3 separate regions of the Homo sapiens genome follow, and regions 2 and 3 are each linked to region 1. A link is a contact called in ENCODE Hi-C or POLR2A ChIA-PET data. All regions are on one chromosome and are shown on one strand. The core of a region is the stretch at or near the end of the contact, and the rest is flanking DNA. Distances in the headings are between cores, read along the strand shown. Region 1 has its middle 60 kb from the start of ZNF621. Region 2 has its middle 63 kb from the start of ULK4. Region 3 overlaps ULK4 (unc-51 like kinase 4).

Region 1 (4,532 bases), core at 805-3,304:
GAAACAGTTTTCTCAATACATAAAGAACAGCATAACTCCATACATGATGGAGGAGATGTGTAAGAAAGCCCACGTTGCTATATGAGAGAATCCAGGTTATGAAAAGAAGCCCAAGAAAGAAGCTAAAGAGAAAAAGTGGAATTGTCCCAAAACGTCTCTTGCCCAGAAGAAACACTGGGTAGCTCAAAAGAAGGCAAGCTTCATCAGAGCTTGAGAACAGGCTGCTGAGAGCTAAACCAAGAAATTTTCTATGAGAATTTTTCAGATAAAGACAATAAATTTATTGACTAAGCTGCTAAAAGAGAAAAAGAAGGAAAGAAAAGCAGACTTCTCCAGGCAATTGTTTCCTGACCCCTACTACAAACTCTTTGACTTGGAAGGGAGTTGAGCAAACCTCAAATCCACCCCAGATTGTGAAGACAAGGACAAGCGCAGATGGTGGATGGGACTCCCCAGGGTCTCCCAGGGAGTTCATGGCAGTCAGACTAGAAATGGATACCTCTTCTCCTCGTTTCTCTTCTGTTGTTCAGAACTAAAGCTTAAGCGGGTGGGGCTGAATCGTAAAGGCTTCTGTGAATGTTGGTAATAGAGGGTGAAATGATGCTGCAGGAGGGGAAGGGAAGGACAAAAGTCAGCAAAAAGCCAGGTATTGAGACAGCCATCACCTGAGGATCTGCCTCCCAATGGGCAAGTCTGCCCCTCAAAGACTATGAGGCAGTGATGATACTGACCCCTGAACTCCAGGACCCCATTGTTCTTCAAAGGAAGATGCAAGGCTGGCCCCTCCCCCAGCTGCTGAAGACCATGCTGAGGGGCCCAAGGGAAGAGGAGGCCAGTGGCTGAGCATTGTAGAGCAGTGGGTAGGGAGGGACCTTTGGTCTGCACCAACAATGTGACTGTAACGCTCACTTGCACAAGTGTGACTCAATTCATGCTCTCATGAAACTGTGCTTTAGGCATGAAGCTGGGGGCCTATTTTGAGACATCAGCTGCACAAACTTTAACCTGTGGCTTTATACTGAGAGAGGTAGTGTAGGGCTTGCAGCCTCTGGTCCCAGGAGAAGATAAAGGAGACTCGAGCAGTTGTCAGAACCTATGGTGCTCTCTCTCTCTCTCGTTACCTCTCGCTCTCTCTTGCTCTCTGTCTCCATTTGTTGCCACAGACCACCGGGCTCAGATGAGAGTCTCTCAACAGATGCAGGGAAGAGAGCAGCTGTTCACGGCAGTGGCCCTCCTAGTGCTTTGAGACTCCTCACAGCCCCACAAGGTTCCTTTGGGCCCTCTCAGAAGTCTGGCCACCCAGCATGAAAATCTCCCAAGTCAGAGCCTCAAGTTTTAAAGAAAGAAATTTACAGATGTGCAAAGAGAAAAGAAAAGGGGCTGTTTGGTCCCTAGCAGAGGACCGATTTTATTGGGAATTGTTTGACCAAGGAAACATGAACCAAACATACCACCAAGGAAAACATACTGCCAAGGAAAAATGAACCAAACATACCACCAGCACCCTAGAAACAGACTTTTTTTAATCTTCGTATCAACAAGATTTCGGCCTTCAATCATCTCAAATTAAATGGAACCTAAGCAGCAGGAGTTACTGTAGTTACGTAGGGGAAAGACAGGAGACAGGGGAAAAAAAAAGCTTTGCATCACGTGACTTTTATGCTGCAGAAACTTAATGAGAAACACACCACATTTCCAGAACCCTCTTTCTAGTCAGGGCTCCCGCTGAGATAAAAGGTCACAAGAAGAGAAGGAGGGAGAGGGAGGGAGCGCCGGCGTGGAGCAGGGAGGCACTTTTACTGCAAAGTCGGGCCCAAATTTCATACAAGCTGCTATCGGGTCTGATAGTCTAGACTGATTATCTTCTTTGAATGCCAGATGTGAAGGGCTTGTATAAAAGAACTGCAAACATTACCCATTTAAAAACAAATCGACCCAAGCTGCATTCACTGCGCAAAGGAGAACTTTCCATCCCAGACTCTGCAGAGAGAGCCAAGCAGCCGGGCCAGGAGACCTGGCCTAGGCGGTGCGTCCCGCTGCTGCCCCCTGCAGGCCATGAGCCTCAGGCTGGCCAGAAAGCAAGCCAAGTCCGGGGGCCAATGGCTCAGCCAGGCCTCTGCTCATCAGTGGAGACTTTTTCTGTCCATCCAGCTCAGGGTGGCAGGAGAATGCTCCTCTACAAGGTGCCAGGCTATAGCTGGAAGACTGAGCTGGGCCTGGGCCTCAGCGTTACACATTGTCCCGTTCAACCATTAACCCTGCAAGGTAGAGACGTCAATCCCTTTCACAGGTGAAAAATTGAGAAGTTAAGAGATTTACCCATTGGATGCAACTGGCTTATCCAGTTTTGGTATTGGACACTGGTGCTCCTTCCATGGCCCTATGTGCGGTTGGCCATCAACACCAAGATCCTCTCCTCAGGGAAGATGGAATGATAGAACTGCAGCTCCAGTACCCAAACTGGACCATACCAGCCCAGAAGACACCCGGCCCATAGGGCCAAGCTAGGAGTAGGGCGGCAGGAGGTATCTTCCCATCCCTCAAGCTGGGTGTGGTCCTGGATCAGGGGTCTTTACCCCTGCTGGGCAGTTAGGAGAGGCTTCTTGATCCCAGGCCCCTGCAGAGTACCAGGCCCTGAGCCAGGGCTCAGGAAAATTTGTAGAGCGAGAAACATCCTGATCACACTATGGCCTCTGGAATCTCCTGATGGCCCTGCATTTCTCCACCAGCCCTGGCCGCTTTGGGTTGTGTCTCCGCACACAGGGACTGACTCTGTAAACACCATGCCAACATAACCTCTGACCAGGCACTTCCCATTTGGCCGCAGCTACAACTCAGTGCCAGACACTCAGGATCAGTGACCTTCAGAGGGGGCTGGGCATGCAAGGGCCTTCCAAGTGATCTGTGTTTAATCTAGTGTGAAGGACCTCCAGCCTTGCTGCTACAGGCAAGGCCAGCGCTCATCTGGGCCCTCTGGCCTGCCTAGTCCTGGCTGTCACAGGAACGACCAGACACTCCTGAGGGCGTTTGGTTTTCTGCCAGCGTTGTTAGTTTAAGACTCTGTAGTGTACCTTTGGGTTTTCCTTCCTTTTCTGAACCCTCCTAAGTGGCCCACTTACCTCTCAAGCAAGGCAAAGCTGCTTTGCTGTCTTCCACCTCTGGAGTTTTTTTTGTTTTTTGTTTTTTGTTTTTAAGACAGAATCTCATTCTGTCACCCAGGCTGGAGTGCAGTGGCGCAACCTCAGCTCACTGCAACCTCTGCCTCCCAGGTTCAAGAGATTCTCCTGCCTCAGTCTCCCAAGTAGCTGGGATTATAGGCATGTGCCACCATGCCCAGGTAATTTTTGTATTTTTAGTAGAAACGGGGTTTCACCATATTAGTCAGGCTGGTCTTGAACTCCTGACCTGAGGTGATCCACCCGCCTCGGCCTCCCAAAGTTCTGAGATTACAGGCGTGAGCCACCGTGCCCAGCCCCACCTCTGTGATTTTGCACAAGCTGCTCCCTTGCCTGGAAAATCTTCTACCCCTTCTTCATGTGGCTGACTCGGACTTGTCAGACAACTCTTGCAACGTCCTCCCTCTCCTGCATGCCCCTGCTCTGAGCTCCCACCTCACCCCCACCTGTGTATTCCTATGACGTTTACTTCCCCAGGCAGTTGTTCACCACTGTCCTGTCTTCCCACATAGAGTCAGCTGTAACACGCTCAGCAAAGATTTGGCTGATTCCCTGATTGCTTTTCATCTGCACATGACCACCCCTGTCTTCAGGGACCCAAACTTGCTGCATTGGAAACTGGGACTTGAGACCTGTCTACAGGTCTAAATACTTGCCTTTGGGTTTGTTCTGGGAGGAGAAGTTCCCTTCTGGCCCCACTCCCTCCCCTGGGTGGCCAAGGAAAGGAGCCAACTGTATCATTCCAGTGTGATTTGGCCAGAGGTGCCGATGGGGCCCGGGGTGGGGTGACAGGCCCAAGGAGGTGTCACTGAGCTATGGATCCAGGTCCACCCTGGCTTGTCTGACCCACTAGAGCTTCCTCCTCCTGGAAGGGTTGGCAGAGGTTATTCCTGTATGTAGCTGGGAGCTACAGGAGGGCTCCTCACAGAGCTGCAGTTGCTTTTGTTTTCCCCTGGAACAGCTGCCTGGAGAATCTGGCTCAGAGAAGTTTGTCTATCATTCTTGAGTAAACCATAAGGACAGCAGAACAATGTGTCAGTCATTTACACCTCAATGAAAACAAATGAATAAGATCCAGTCTTTGAATCCCAGATCTTAGGACCAAAGGGGACCTTAACAACCAATGCTCTTTCTGTCTAGCTGGCTTCCTTCTTTTCATTCAGTGCTGGTGCTATAGCTTGATACATTTATAAAACATACCTCCTGCCCCTCCCCCTTTGCACAGCCCCCTACTATTCTCATCAATTTAGAATTTGAGCACTAACCATGAACCTTGTAAAAACAGGCATCCCTTCATGAAATTACAAAAAATGAAAAAGCCCCAGGTCCAATGCCATTTGCTCCCTGCCCAGCTCC
Region 2 (4,532 bases), core at 980-3,479, 1.4 Mb before region 1:
CCCGAGTAGCTGGGACTATAGGTGCCCGCCACCACACCTGGCTAATTTTTTGTATTTTTAGTAGAGACGGGGTTTCACTATGTTAGCCAAGATGGTCTCGATCTCCTGACCTCGTGATCCGCCCGTCTCGGCCTCCCAAAGTGCTGGGATTACAGGCGTGAGCCACCACGCCCGGCCAAAAAGCTTTTCTGAAAATGTACTTCTGACAGTTGTGGCCATTATTAGAGTAAGATATGCCACTAATGTATGCACATATTATCTCATTATTTTTGAAATAAAAATGATGGGGTAATTAATTTTGTGCTTAGCTATAAAATTAGTGTAAATATATCAAAATATCAAATTTGAAATAAACAGTAGGAAACAACTATAATGAAGCTTGCATCATTCTGAGATTTTATTAAAGAGTATACATTGAGGTTACATTCACATAAGAGCCCATTTCCTGTAGAAAGTCAGTCTACCAGAGCAGTTATTTAAGTAAATTTGATATTGATTATACCCTATAACTCCAAGCTAAGACATGGGTTACTATAAATATGAGGGGAGAAGGAGGGTCTACACATGGAAGCTTACTGACAAAAGTTGATCACTGGCCAGGCGCAGTGGCTCACGCCTGTAATCCCAGCACTTTGGGAGGCCGAGGCAGGCAGATCACCTGAGGTCGGGAGTTCAAGACCAGCCTGGCCAACATGGTGAAATTCCATCTCTACTAAAAATACAAAAATTAGCCAGGCGTGGTGGCACGTGCCTGTAGTCTCAGCTACTCGGGAGGCTGAGGCAGGAGAATCACTTGAACCTGGGAGGCAGAGGTTGCAGTGAGCTGAGATCATGCCACTGCACTCTAGCCTGGGCAACAGAGTGAGACTCTGTCTCAAAAAAAAAAAAAAAAAAGAGATCACTGATCTCTTTGATCACTGAGATCCAGGATAACAGCTGCAGAAGAGGTGATTAGCCAAACAAACAACACACAAATTGGTATGTAAAAATAATCGGTGCCCTGGCTAGCTTATCAGTCCATTGAGGTAAAAGCGATCCTGTACAAAAACTACCACTGTGCCAGAGGAGTGAAGAGGCAGCAAGCTAACCACGCAATTCAAAACAGGCTCTTGTCAAAAAAATTCTCTAGTATATGATCACCCTGAGACTTACCCACATTTCTTATACTTTCTATGAAATGCTAAGGCTCACTTTTAATCTAAAATAGACAAACTTTCTTCATGTGCCTCTGAGTCCTCTTCTAGTTTCACAAAGGATTAAATAAAAAGGGCCTCAAAGGACAAAAGAAGGAAGTATAGAAAGGAGGGATGGAGGGAGAGACAGGGAGAATGAGAATACAGAAAAATAGAGGAAAGCAAGAAAGAGACAGAGGGAGAAAGATAAACGGAGAAAGAAGAAAGAACAAACAGCAGAGAGAGAAACAAAGAAACAGAGACAGAGGAAGAAAGAAAAGAAAAAAGTTCATGGGAAAAAAATAGTGATGCATTTCATGGAAAAGCTATTTGTTAAAGAGTCCCTCTTTTTTCTGTGTACAGTATCATGCCATATGTGGGAAGTGAACAAGGCTGGAACACCGCCTAAGAACATCTGCCACGGACTTTAAAAGCCCTAATAATAGCACAGCTGGTGTCCCCAGCCTAATGAGCTCACCACCCACGTGACTGCTCCTTCTCCAGCAGATTCTCCAGAGAGAGAAGGCAGCCAGCAAGAGAAGCAGTCCCCGCCCCCGCCCTCCCCCACATTCATGCTTTATTTCCTCCACGGCTTTCATTCTCCCCTTCCAGAAACCACCCCTTCTCATTTTCTTGAGCTAAGTTACCCTGATCCAGCAGTCCTTTGAACAGACACATTCTTCTTTTCTCCTTCCCCTCTCCCTTTGAACAGACACATTCTTAACATGAAAGGCAAATACCAGAAATAAAATATGGGGACATCACTACAGGTCTTATGGACATTGAAAGAGTAATAATTGTGCCAATTAATTCAGTAGCTTAGATAAAGTGGATAAAGCCCTTAAAATACACAACTTATCAAAATTAATGTAAGAAGATATAAATAACCCTATACTTATTTTTAAAATGGAATTCCAAATGAAAAATTTTCTACACCACAACGAAAGGCCAGCGTGCCCCAGCGTGCCTCGTTGCCAGGGTCTGAGGTACAGGCCCCTCCAGGAGTGCTGGTCTGGGAAGTTATGTCTGACAGGAAGACTCTCCCCCTGACCAAGGCATATTGCTAGGAGGAAACCAAGCACAGCAGAAAGCGGGGCAGGGAGGACGTAAACAAAGAAGTTAGGTTTTTACAAGGTTGGCAAGTTTTAACCCCCTCTGGTATAATCTTTTGAAACTAATTCCCATCACGGTATGCTTTTAAAAGCTCTCTAGCATTTTAAGAAACTGCAACTTAGCATCAGGAAGGGAAAGAATTTCAGCTTCTAAGGGGAAGCCTAGCAGAAAGTGACAAGAGGAGACTCACGTTGGCACTGATGTGGTATCCCTAGCAATTGGAAGAGAAGCTGAAAAATCTGGGATCTCTCACTCTCAGTCCAGGGCAACACATCCTGACAGCCAGGAAGAGTCAAATGGCTATGGTAAGACGTATGGGGTTTATTCACCAGAAAAAGACAAAGAACGCCACATTTCAAAACTCAGGCTTGGTAACACAATAGCATGGGTGTGTATGCAAGCATGAAGTACTGAAGCTAACAAATTACTAGATTCTATCCCTGTCTAGCAAGTACTTATTTCAATAGCAATCATATGATTAGCTGAAAGTGGGCAATCATTAACTTCATCTACTGTTAAACAGTTACACACAAAAACATGGTGCTTTATATCTTGTTAATATCATGAATAAGTTATGTAACCCTTGACAGTGTTCTGTTTTGATTTAAAATACCAATGCTATTGCTGCCATAAGTTAAACACTGCAAAATTATAAAACTTCAAAGATAATTACAGCATTTTAAGGACTATCATAAATACTTTTATGCAACTGCGATGTTTACAAGGCTAAGCCAGCATCTCTTCTGAAAAACAAAGAACCAAATGATACAACTAGAAATATCTGCATACCTACTATGTATAAACAAACCCAAAAGATATTTTAGCTTCTATCTCACTTGGCCTCTCACAGCAGAGTAACCCTGTGAACCCTACCCTTCACCAAAAGAACACTCCCTCCCCCAGCAATTCTGGTCTTCTCCCAATCTCTAGTCACTACTCCTCTGTGAGTTCTCCTACACATGGATATCACTACACAGGAATGGTCCCCAAACCCTTGCCTCAAACTCCTATCCCTCTTCGAAGTGTCAGGCCCAGACGTCCCACTGCCCTAAACATCTCCACTTAGAAATCTCAGGAGTAGCCGGTCACGGTGGCTCACGCCTGTAATCCCAGCACTTTGGGGGGCCAAGGAGGGCGAATCACCTGAGGTCAGGAATTCGAGACCAGCCTGGCCAACATGGCGAAACCCCATCCCTACTAAAAATATAAAAATTAGCCAGGCGTGGTGGCAGGCGCCTGTAATCCCCAGATACTCGGGAGGCTGAGGCAGGAGAATTGCTTGAACCCGGGAGACGGAGGCTGCAGTGAGCCAAGACTGTGCCACTGCACTCCAGCCTGGACAATAGAGTGAGATTCCGTCTCAAAAAAAAAAAAAAAAAAAAAAAAAAACCCTCACGAGCACGTCAAACTCAGCACATTCAAAACAAGACCCTCCAGGTCCTCACCGCTGGGACAACTGATTAATGGTGGTCCAACTCAGAAACCTCAGCCTTATCCTTCACTCCGCCCCCTCCCTTACCCTACCACTATCTCTTCAACAACAAAGGCTTATCTCTTAAACATCTACCCACACTATCACTCGCTAACCCCCACCCTCTCTCACCTTGAGTACAGCCAGAGCTTCCAGCTGGGTCTCAGTCATCATGGAGGTAAGATAAGGTCTAGGATCACATACGGCCTAGGACACGTTTACCAAAGTAAAGCCAGCCACCACTCCTAATGCCACCCAACCCTGCCATGGGCCTTCTCTTTGGAACATCTACAGACTGCATCTCTTTTCCGCCCTAGTGACCTAATGTGGATGCAACTTGAGTTTGTGAGGGAAATTCTCAAACTTGCTTGTGATGATCAATCTGCCATGCTGCCTTTTGCCAAACAGAGAATTCAGTATACTATAAAGAACAAAAACTACATTAAAAGATAGCCAAACTCCCAGGAATATTTATTTTCTTTTTGTTGTTTTTTTTTTTTTTTTTGAGATGCAGTCTCGCTCTGTCGCCCAGGCTGGAGTGTAGTGGCGCAATCTCGGCTCACTGCAACCTCTGCCTCCCGTGTTCACGCCATTCTCCTGCCTCAGCCTCCTGAGTAGCTGGGACTACAGGTGCCCACCACCACGTCCAGCTAATTTTTTGTATTTTTAGTGGAGACAGGGTTTCACCGTGTTAGCCAGGATCGTCTCCAACTCCTGACCTCGTGATCCGCCAGCCTCAGCCTCCCAAAGTGCTGGGATTACAGGTGTGAGCCACT
Region 3 (4,532 bases), core at 715-3,214, 1.1 Mb before region 1:
AGAGTAAATGCACTTGTACTTCTGTTAGATACTGCCAGAATCCCTTATATAGGCTTTTACCATTTTTCTTTCTCACCAGCAATGCATGAGAATGCTAGTTTCGACACAGTCTTCCCAATAGTGTGTTACCAACCTAATGTGGCCATGGGAATTCCTTAACATTTTTATAGCTGTTTAATATTGTAAAGAAGATTTAAACAAAGCATCATCTTGGGCAACAATAACTTTAAGAACAAGTAAAATAAGGTTTAGTGATGCAAGTGTTATTTATGAATTTCCAATGCATTTACTATTATTTAGCTTAAATGTCCCAGAGCTGTCTTAGCATTCCTAAGTCACAGACATTGATTTCATTTGGGACATACCATTGAGAATCATTAACATGCAGAGAAACTGACATACACAGAAGCTAATGTGCATATGTATTCACACATTTTTAAAAAAATGGGTGGGGGTCCTAGTTTTTGAGCAACGAAATAAAAGTCACCAGACTTAGGAATTTCCATTTTCAAAAAGTTCAGTAGGTCTCTGCTTTCAGAGCACATTGTCAAATGAACTTTAGCACAAGTGAATGTCTTTAAGAAATCAATATTACTAGTATTAATTATTAAAATTCCTTGGATTATTCCATATATTATCCCTACACTAAAATAAATAATGACTGATAGAATTTTATAATAGAGATCACTGGTACAGAGGAGCTTGATTAGGGTGCAATGGTATTTATTTTAATACCATTAAATATATATTATATATGTCATAAAATATGTAGCATATAGTAGTATATATAAATATATAACGTATATGTATAAATTCTGTGGAAGATTCTGGAAGGGCAGAACATTGGTGAGCAAATTATCCAACTCCACAGCAGCAAAAAGGTACTCATTGTCTATTGTCTCAATGATTCAGTCTCTATTTTAATAAGGTGACCCCGTACCAGTGAGCAAAGCCATGCCCACTCAAAGGTTTAGAACATGTTTGCTGTCATATACTGTGTCAGATTGTGTCGTCGTGGTTTTCTCACTATGAATTAGAAGTGATTTAATGGGCCGGCGCGGTGGCTCACGCCTGTAATCCCAGCACTTTGGGAGGCCGAGGCGGGCAGATCACGAGGTCAGGAGATCGAGACGATCCTGGCTAACACGGTGAAACTCCGTCTCTACTAAAAATACAAAAAATTAGCCGGGGGCGGTGGTGGGCGCCTGTAGTCCCAGCCACTTGGGAGGCTGAGGCAGGAGAATGGCGTGAACCCAGGAGGCAGAGCTTGCAGTGAGCTGAGATCGCACTACTGCACTCCAGCCTGGGTGAAAGAGCGAGACTCAGTCTCAAAAAAAAAAAAAAAAAAAAAAAAAAGAAGTGATTTGATGAAGATAATTTTTAGGGCTTTGTCCTTTTTTGTTGTTGTTCTTTATTGTCTTGCTGCATTGTTGCTGTTTGGTGTTGGGTTGTCATTAAAGCGTACAATTTTAATTTGATTTCTCAAAATGCAGATTGAGGTTCATCATGTATCAGACTGCACTCTCCAAACATCCTGTAACATGATTAATCAATAAGTGTAGTATTAACTCATTCTTTGTGTTGGTGTGTTAACGGGTTTGAAATTTCTCAGGTCCTAAGACAATTTAGCCACTACTTTAGATAAAAATCAATGGATGTTAAAGGAAATAAATAAATAGATAATACTGTTTAAAATGGATATTTGGAAGAGAGAATTTCCCATCTTTGGGGGAGGTATTGTTAGTGGTGGCAAATCCGTATGGGTCTGCCACAGTTTCAGTTCTTGCCTCCTCAGAAGAAAGAATTTGACTCGGGGGCATAGGCAGACTCAAGGCAAGTTTTAGAGCAGGAGTGAAAGTTTATTTAAAAGTTTTATAGCAGGAACAAAAGGAAGTAAAGTACAGTTGGAAGAGGGCCAAGTGGGCAACTTGAGAGACTCAAGTTTGTGGTTTGACCTTGGACTTGGGGCTTTATATGTTGGCATGCTTCCAGGGTCTGCATCTCTTTCCCCCTGATGCTTCCCTTGGGGTGGGTTGTTCGTATGTGCAGGGGCCTCCAGAACTTGGCAGGGGCTGCATGTGCACTGTGTTTACTGGAGTTATACACATGCTCACTTGAGGCAGTTCTTCCTTTACCACTAGAATGTTCCTAGAAGGTCATATACCAAACTCTGCCATTTTGCCTCTTAGTGCACATGTTGAGCCCAGTCACCTAACTCCTTAGATCTTACGAGGAAGCTTCTGATCACCAGTTTCAGGTGTTTCTATCTAGGGAGACTGCCTTTCCCTAGCACTGACTGTGACCAATAATTTTAGAGAGACAGTTAACAACCGCCTATCACCTGATGTTGCCTGATGTTCCTGGTTGGGGTGGGGTGCCCTCTCCTGCCCTGCTCATGTCTGCCTGACTACCTGCTATAACATTATGAGCTTGGATTATGAGGGAAGTACCCCCCTTTTGCATATAGGTGCTCTGTCCTGGAAAGGTGGTCTGGTTGAAGACAGAAAAGCAGTTACCTGGAAACATATGCCTGGCCTTTCTATAACTATGAGGCCATGGATGGTCTGTATTGAGCTTCTCTTTCTTTTGTAGGTAGGACTGGGGAGTGGCGTAGAACCCTGGATGAAGAAAGGGGATGGGGGTAGCAGAGTAGCTAAAATTTGTCTGCATAAGAAATAAAAATGTATTGGTTGGTGGGAGAGCTAAGAAAAGAGGAAAGGAGGCAGAAACAAAGAGGAGGGCTGCCTAGAAGCCAAAAAGTTAGGCAGCAGAATAGGAGCCCAGAGCTTGTGAAGGAAGAAGGCCTGTGAGAAAAGTTTTTTTTTTCTTTTTTAAAAATTATTATTATTTTTTAATTTTATTATTATTATACTTTAGGGTACATGTGCACAATGTGCAGGTTAGTTACATATGTATACATGTGCCATGCTGGTGTGCTGCACCCATTAACTCGTCATTTAGCATTAGGTATATCTCCTAAAGCTATCCCTCCCCACTCCCCCTACCCCACAACAGTCCCCGGAGTGTGATGTTCCCCTTCCTGTGTCCATGTGTTCTCATTGTTCAGTTCCCACCTATGAGTGAGAATATGCGGTGTTTGGTTTTTTGTTCTTGCGATAGTTTACTGAGAATGATGATTTCCAATTTCATCCATGTCCCTACAAAGGACATGAACTCATCATTTTTTATGGCTGCATAGTATTCCATGGTGTATATGTGCCACATTTTCTTAATCCAGTCTATCATTGTTGGACATTTGGGTTGGTTCCAAGTCTTTGCTATTGTGAATAGTGCCGCAGTAAACATACGTGTGCATGTGTCTTTATAGCAGCATGATTTATAATCCTTTGGGTATATACCCAGTAATGGGATGGCTGGGTCAAATGGTATTTCTAGTTCTAGATCCCTGAGGAATCGCCACACTGACTTCCACAATGGTTGAACTAGTTTACAGTCCCACCAACAGTGTAAAAGTGTTCCTATTTCTCCACCTCCTCTCCAGCACCTGTTGTTTCCTGACTTTTTAATGATCACCATTCTAACTGGTGTGAGATGGTATCTCATTGTGGTATTGATTTGCATTTCTCTGATAGCCAGTGATGGTGAGCATTTTTTCATGTGTGTTTTAGCTGCATAAATGTCTTCTTTTGAGAAGTGTGTATTCATGTCCTTTGCCCACTTTTTGATGGGGTTGTTTGTTTTTTTCTTGTAAATTTGTTTGAGTTCATTGTAGATGCTGGATATTAGCCCTTTGTCAGATGAGTAGGTTGCGAAAATTTTCTCCCATTTTGTAGGTTGCCTGTCCAGTCTGATGGTAGTTTCTTTTGCTGTGCAGAGAAAAGTTAAAGTTGCAAGTGATTGAAGATGATTAAAAACAGATATACTTCAATTTTAAATTGTTGGTGTTGCTGCTATAAACCCTCCATTACTCCAGACTCTCAATAAAGTCTGGTATACATACCAAGAATTTGTGAGTCTTCTAAATTTAATTATTAAAAAGGGGCTATATTCTATGACTTACACTGGTGGGTAGAAATCAACAAAGACCAACCAAATGAGAACAAACAGGTTGTTTTTTCAGAGTTGCTATGGCAAAGAAGTTGGCCAACATCACTAGCATTTGGCAGAGACTTAAAGGCAAGGAGGGGAGTGGGAGAAGGAAGACTTCAGGTGTGCCCTGATTGGAGGCTATTTGGCAGGGGAAACTGGAAGTGGGCTCATTAGAAGCAGGACATCCTATGTGATTGGTTCGGGGAACATTTTTGGCTTTCTCTAGTCGGCCCTAAGTTGGAAGAGTACAAAAAATACTGAAGCTGACAGTTGTTGACTAAATCCTAACCATCCCAGGCTAATGGCTACAGAGGTTGTGGTTTTGGCTTCCCTACTGGTTCCTGTAGAGGTTGTGGGTTAGAGTTCTATTGTCTTATATAGTCTGGCTACCACCAGTATATTCAGGCTTCCAGAAGCAAATAGCAGTTAGGAGAAGGTAAAAAGCAGATAAGTGAGGTAGAAACTCAGAGTTGGCAGTGAAT

The links. Hi-C counts contacts between places; a loop is a spot of excess contacts on that map. ChIA-PET counts read pairs that join two places held with the same protein, here RNA polymerase II (POLR2A). Pooled maps may share reads with other maps.
Region 2: a loop to region 1 is called in a map of posterior cingulate gyrus, with 7 times the contacts of the local background. The contact joins two enhancer-like sites. A Hi-C loop is called at or near these places in 1 of 168 maps with a recorded cell type or tissue (posterior cingulate gyrus) and 4 of 50 pooled maps. POLR2A ChIA-PET finds 5 or more read pairs at or near these places in 1 of 52 experiments (activated CD4-positive, alpha-beta T cell).
Region 3: a loop to region 1 is called in a pooled map, with 3 times the contacts of the local background. The contact joins two enhancer-like sites. A Hi-C loop is called at or near these places in 1 of 168 maps with a recorded cell type or tissue (heart right ventricle), 6 of 37 single-sample maps with no recorded cell type and 6 of 50 pooled maps.

The regions. Positions count from the first base shown.
Region 1 is chr3:40,582,238-40,586,769 of GRCh38, reverse strand. It overlaps the pseudogene RPL5P10. Among named protein-coding and RNA genes, the nearest start is that of ZNF621, 60 kb to the right of the region's middle. RefSeq lists an enhancer at 2,312-2,812. Within about 2 kb of position 2,054, at least 6 of the 41 ENCODE cell types and tissues checked have a DNase peak (open chromatin) inside an H3K27ac peak, as active enhancers do.
Region 2 is chr3:42,022,887-42,027,418 of GRCh38, reverse strand. It overlaps a transcript of TRAK1 not described here. Among named protein-coding and RNA genes, the nearest start is that of ULK4, 63 kb to the right of the region's middle. RefSeq lists an enhancer at 2,163-3,081. Within about 2 kb of position 2,229, at least 30 of the 41 ENCODE cell types and tissues checked have a DNase peak (open chromatin) inside an H3K27ac peak, as active enhancers do.
Region 3 is chr3:41,688,768-41,693,299 of GRCh38, reverse strand. The region is part of intron 27 of ULK4 (unc-51 like kinase 4); the gene reads left to right. Among named protein-coding and RNA genes, the nearest start is that of ULK4, 270 kb to the left of the region's middle. Within about 2 kb of position 1,964, at least 2 of the 41 ENCODE cell types and tissues checked have a DNase peak (open chromatin) inside an H3K27ac peak, as active enhancers do.